Linked DNA regions of Homo sapiens: region 1 is linked to region 2. A link is an interaction called in ENCODE POLR2A ChIA-PET data of the cell type or tissue named here. Cell type or tissue: IMR-90. All regions are shown on one strand. Each heading gives the region's core, and the rest is flanking DNA. Links, peaks and the distances in the headings are about the cores only.

Region 1 (2,922 bases), core at 120-2,619, 83 kb after region 2:
CTACCTCGGCCTTCCAAAGTATTGGGATTACAGGCATGAGCCACCACGCCTGGCCCAAACCAGTTTCTTTTGTCCTATATTCTCAGCCCCTTGATAGTAGGTAGCACCCCTTAAATACTTCTGGAGTGGATGTCTCAAGCAAGCCTGAGGCTAAGATCTGATTAGAAGCGTGAGTAGGAGATATCCTAATGCAGTGGTGCATGTAGAAAAGAAAAAAGCCTGATGCGGTGGCTCCCGCCTGTAATCACAACACTGGGAGGCTGAGGTGGGCGGATCGCTTGAGGCCAGGAGTTCAAGACCTGCCTGGCCAACATGGCGGAACCACATCTGTACTAAAAATACAAAAATTAGCCAGGCGTTGTGGCGGGTGCCTGTAATCCCAGCTACTTGGAAGGCTGAGGCACTCATGCCACTGCACTCCAGCCTGGGTGACAGAGTGAGATTCCATCTCAAAAAAAAAAAAAAAAAAAAAAGCTCTTGTGATTGCATTGGGTCCACCTGGATAACCCAAGATGGTCTCTTCATCTCAAGATTGTAACTTAATCCCAATAGCAAACTCCCTTTTGCTAGGTAACAGGTTACTGGGGTCAGCATGTGGACATCTTTGGGGAACCATTATTCTGCCTACCACAGAGAGCAAAGTAAAGGACATCTGCGTATGGGTGTGCCTGCTTCCTGGAATCCCCATCTCCAGCCCTTGTTGAGGTGATGACACTCCCTATTCCCCCACCCCTGGTAGCACTAGGTGCTGTAGTGCTGAGGAAAATAGACTGACTCATTCCTCAGGCTTCCACTCTAGTGGGAGAAATTTTCAGTTTCTTCATTGGATATTACACTGACAAGTACACTCTCTAAGGACCTATTATGTGCCCCATGCCTGAGGGTACAAAGTTGGATAAGACAGGATTCCTGCCCTCACCCAGCCTACGGTCAGGTCAAGGATTCAGGCTGTGTTCATCAGTGATTCTAGGGGTGGCCAGGGTAGGCGGAGGAGTCTGTGGAGCCACCTAGGAGTGACCTCTTCATTCTCTCCAGAAATACTTACAGAGCACTTACTCTGTGCCAGATACTATTCTAAATTCATGGGATGTGTCAGTACAGAACAAAGATCACTATCCTAATGAAGTTTACATTCCAGGAGAGTGAAACAGACAACAATATAAGTAAATCATAGAGTATGTTAGAGGATGCTAAGTATTATGTTTAAAGAAAAAGCAGGGGTGGGCAGAAGCCGAGCACAGTGGCTCCACCTGTCATCCCAGCACTTTGGGAGACTGAGGCAGAAGTTCGAAACTACTTTGGGCACCATGGTGAGACAGTGTCGCTACAAACAAAAAAGGTGGGGAAAGGGGGAGACGTAGAAGCAACAGTACTTAAAGACACTGATATAGATGCCAGATTGAGAAGTATACAGGGTGGTTATCAATGAATGCTATGAAGATACCATAAAGGAGATGGTGACAGGCTATTCTGGGCACACTGCTTGTGGGGTAGCCCTGCTCTGCAAGAAGCGGGGTTTTGTTTTTTTTGTGTGTGTTTTTTTGGGAAAATTTAATTTTGGGCCAGACATGGTGGTTCATGCCTATAATCCCAGCACTTTGGGACGCTAAGGTGGGCAGATCACCTGAGGTCAGGAGTTTGAGACCAGCCTGGCCAACATGGCAAAACCTCGTCTCTACTAAAAATACAAAAATTAGCCAGGCATGGTGATGCGCACCTGTAATCCCAGCTACTCAGGGAGGCTGAGGCAGGAGAATCACTTGAACCTGGGAGGCGGTGGTTGCAGTGAGCTGAGATCACACCACTGCACTCCAGCCTGGGCGACAGAGTGAGACTCCCATCTCAAATAATAATTTTTTAATTAATTGAAGGAGATGATGGGGAAACCAAGTCATACAAAAGGGGTTGCAGAGTCATTCCTGTAGGGGTCCAGCCGGTAACCTAATGAGCCTGCCCAGGGGTCAGCGTAGACTCAGGAACACCCTGTCCACTCTAGCTAAGGTAACAACTGCTTCCCAGGCCTCTCTGTTCTTGCCATGTGGTCTACAAATGCAGTTTTGCCAGAAACTCCAGGCGTATTTCAAGATTAGCTAGAAATTGGGATTTTATTACAACAAATACTCTACTTTGAAAAGTTAATTAGTAGAAAAAAGAAACACTATGTAATACAAATAAGCCATGTCCATAGGCAGCAGTGAGCCCATGGGCCACCCACTTGCAACATCTGTCGTAAAAACTAAATAAGATATAGATAGATCTTAGGACAGACCTTCTAGATTCATTAATGGGAGTTATGATGTAGTCACCAGATACTGTAGTGAATGCCATAAAAAATACAGATGGGGTTAGGTGGGGTGGCTTATACCTGTAATCTCAGCACTTTGGGAGGCCGAGGGAGGTGAACCACTTGAGGTCAGGGGTTCGAGGCCAGCCTGGGAAACATGGTGAAATGCCGTCTCTACTATAAATACAAAAATTAGCTGGACGTGGTAGTGGGCGCCTGTAATTCCAGCTACTTAGGAGGCTGAGGTGAAAGAATCGCTTGAACCCAGGAGGCAGAGGTTGTAGTGAGCCGAGATCGACCCACTGCACTCCAGCCTGGGTGACAGAGCAAGACTTTGTCTCAAAAAATATACGTGTGTGTATATATATATATATATATATATATATATATATATATATATATATTTGTGTGTATATTGTGTATATACATATGTGTATACACACAAATATATTTGTGTATATATAAAAGATATATTTTGTGTATATTTTTTGGGGAGAGGGGGAAAAAAAGGAAGACAAAGTTATGACCAGACACCTGGTCTTTTTTTCTTCTCTGTCTCTCTTTTTTTTTTTTTTTTTTTTTTTTTTTAGAGACAGGGCCTCTCTCCGTTGCCCAGGCTGGAGTGCAATGGCACAATC
Region 2 (2,922 bases), core at 175-2,674:
TCTCTACTAAAAATACAAAAAATAAGCTGGGCGTGGTGGCAGGCGCCTGTAATCCCAGCTACTCGGGAGGCTGAGGCAGGAGAATCACCTGAACCTCGGAGGCAGAGGTTGCAGTGAGCAGAGATTTCGCCACTGCACTCCAGCCTGAACGACAGAGAGAGACTCTGTCTCAAAAAAAAAAAAGAAAGGCTAATACAATAATGGACAGAAATATGCACAAGAGTTCCTGTCCACAACACCTTAACAGGTGGACCAAGGTAAACTGACAGATCAGCACTGAGGCCGAGCCCTGGAGAAAAAAGGAAACAGTTAAAACAACAAGAGAAGGCAGTTACTATTAGAGTGCTGAGGTGGTAAGTGAATTTCCTTTCTTTTAATGTGTAAAAATAGCAAATGTTTGACAAGTTGCGTTAAGTGGGGGGTAAAGGACCACAGAACCCGATCTTATAACCCAAGCCTCGCATGCTGGGGGCCAGGAATAAGCTCTCCTCACAGCACACCCTACAGCCCTGTGATGCTTCAGACATGGTACTCTCGCAAATTATTTATGCACTGATGACCAGCTAGCTTCAAAAAACAAATGTAGAACTTTGAAGTGGCCTGGCTATTTCTAAGACAATTTAAAAAAAAATCATTAAGGCAGGGGAAAGGCATGTGTATTGTATAAATGCTGGTAGCCAGCTGAACCAAGGCATCTGCTTTCTACTACAACAGTCTAAACACTTCTTCAGTTCAGTTCTCTATAACTAAATGTTATATGTGTCAAATGTTTCTCCAGCCTTGATCTGTACATACAATCTAAACATGACATTGACCTAGAATTTAATTTGAAACTGTATCTTTTTTTTTTAAATGTGCATGTGTTTCTCCTACCTCTTACTGCACATCTGCTGTTAATAATAAGGAAAACACCATTTGACTTCAGGGTAGAAGAAAGGGAGAAAAACCCCAGATGCCCAAGGCAAGATTTACTTTAGGGAATCCTTCATAGTGCACATATTACAGAAAATCATCATTTCCAATTGTGTGAATTTAGCCACAAAAAAATGGGGTGAAAAGGATTAATTAGAATTAATTAATTAATTAATCTCAGCTCCTGCAAACTTGCATATGCAACAGAATTTTACAAGCTCCAACCAGAATCACAGGATAGGGAAGAGATGTAGAGAAAGTAAATCAGACCACATTTATTATGAAAACAACTAGCACATAAACTTGTCAAAATTAGTGATTTGACCAAGGAGGTTCATTTTGAACCTTTGAGTAATTTTTAACCATTTATCCCTTTCAACCTTATTTTATATCTATTTTATTTATCACTATTTACCCTTCTTTTGCTGAAAGAAAGGAGAAAAAGGCTGCTGCCTCTTATTAGAAGGGTATTCCTAAAAGGAACACCTTTTTAGAAACCTCTGAATGAAAAAATAATTTAAGATGAGTAATGTATTTCTAATACGGCATAGCAGCACACAATATAAGCCAATCAAATAACAAAACATGCTTCTACGACCTTGAAATGGCCTCTTCAGCTCACAAACTTGAATGCTACCATCACTTTAGTGAATGACTCTAGGTTACCCTTTTATATAGTCTTCATTAAGGTCTGTCTTCTGTGAAGGGCTTTATTTAATTTTCCATGAAGAGCTTTGAATGGATGCTTCTTAAGCTTATTTAAGCTGGCAGTATTTTGTTTCCAAAGTTCAAACTTCCATTTGCTAAGTCTGCTTAGTCACTTGAAACTGTGCAGCTCAAAGTCTTTCAATTAGACAGACATACTTATATGACAGCTTTTCTCCCCCTATGTCTCCCAGACAAACAATGTGAATATAGTAGATTCTCTGTCCATAAAACCTTCAAGGTATATATTAAAATTGCCAGTCATATAATTGTTTCATATATACTGTTTTAATATTCCAAAAATAAAAATAATAAAAGAATAGTTACATATTTTTGGTTGATCTCCTGGGGGAAGGTAATAGGGTCATTAATGTGATCACTTGCTTGGCAAAGACTGACTGAGACCCTGCTTTGTGCCAGGCTATACAGAAAGAACACTAACATGAGGAACATGGTCCCTACCCTCAGAAATCTTACAGTCTAGGGAAAAAGACATTAAATAAATCATCTTGTAACCACATACATAAATGCAAACTGTGTTAAGTGCTACAAAAAAACAACAGGGTACCCAAGTTAGACTGGGGTAGTGGTTTCAGTTATTTAATTGTGGAAGCGATATTTGGGCTGGGCCCTGACAGGTGGAGAACTGAGCCCTAGGGGTGGAGGCACATTCCAGGAAGAAGGACTAGCATATGCAAAGGCCACAGTCTGAGGAAGGAGAAGCGAGTGGATACCAGTTATGTGTCCACTGGTCTGGTCCAGGTGTGGGTGAAGGGGCGCAGACTGGAGTGGTAACAAAGGGGATGGAGACAAGCGAGCAGATGAGAATGGATCTGACACAAGTGACAAGCTGTGGAGTCAGGACTGAGAGAGAGCATACAACAACATAAAACAATTGGGAGAATATGACCTTTCACTTAAAAACCAGGACACCAAACAATATACAATTCAACTAAGTCAAAGAAAAATACAGATGTGAGAAGCTGGCAGTAGCCTATGCTGTAATGTGACATGCGTTTTATACCTATAAAAATACTTCTCAGAAGAAATGTATTGCTAAATTACAACCTATCTGACAGATAAAATAACCACTAAAAATGCTGACCAAAACTTTTAACTATACACACAAAAAAAGATTATGATGTAATAATTTTTTTTTTTTTTTTTGAGACAGAGTCTCGCTCTGTCACCCAGGCTGGAGTGCAATGGCGTGATCTTGGCTCACTGCAACCTCCGCCTCCCGGGTTCAATCGATTCTCCTGCCTCAGCCTCCCAAGTAGCTGGGACTACAAGCACGTGCCACCA

Evidence for each region. ChIA-PET counts read pairs that join two places held together with the same protein. Peaks named below come from ENCODE experiments on the same cell type or tissue, not always from the same donor. Only the 100,000 strongest peaks of a DNase experiment are listed, where the experiment ranks them.
Region 1: POLR2A ChIA-PET joins it to region 2 with 11 read pairs; 10 of 35 experiments call an interaction of 5 or more read pairs at or near these places.

What each region holds. Positions count from the first base shown.
Region 1 is chr16:11,800,858-11,803,779 of GRCh38, forward strand. No RefSeq gene overlaps it. Among named protein-coding and RNA genes, the nearest start is that of ZC3H7A, 5.1 kb to the left of the region's middle. In IMR-90, for the core only: no CTCF peak of the experiment used is centred there; a DNase peak (open chromatin) is centred at 1,114; H3K4me3 peaks cover 166 bases; H3K27ac peaks cover 488 bases.
Region 2 is chr16:11,717,650-11,720,571 of GRCh38, forward strand. The region is part of intron 5 of TXNDC11 (thioredoxin domain containing 11); the gene reads right to left. Among named protein-coding and RNA genes, the nearest start is that of TXNDC11, 24 kb to the right of the region's middle. In IMR-90, for the core only: no CTCF peak of the experiment used is centred there; no DNase peak of the experiment used is centred there; H3K27ac peaks cover 317 bases.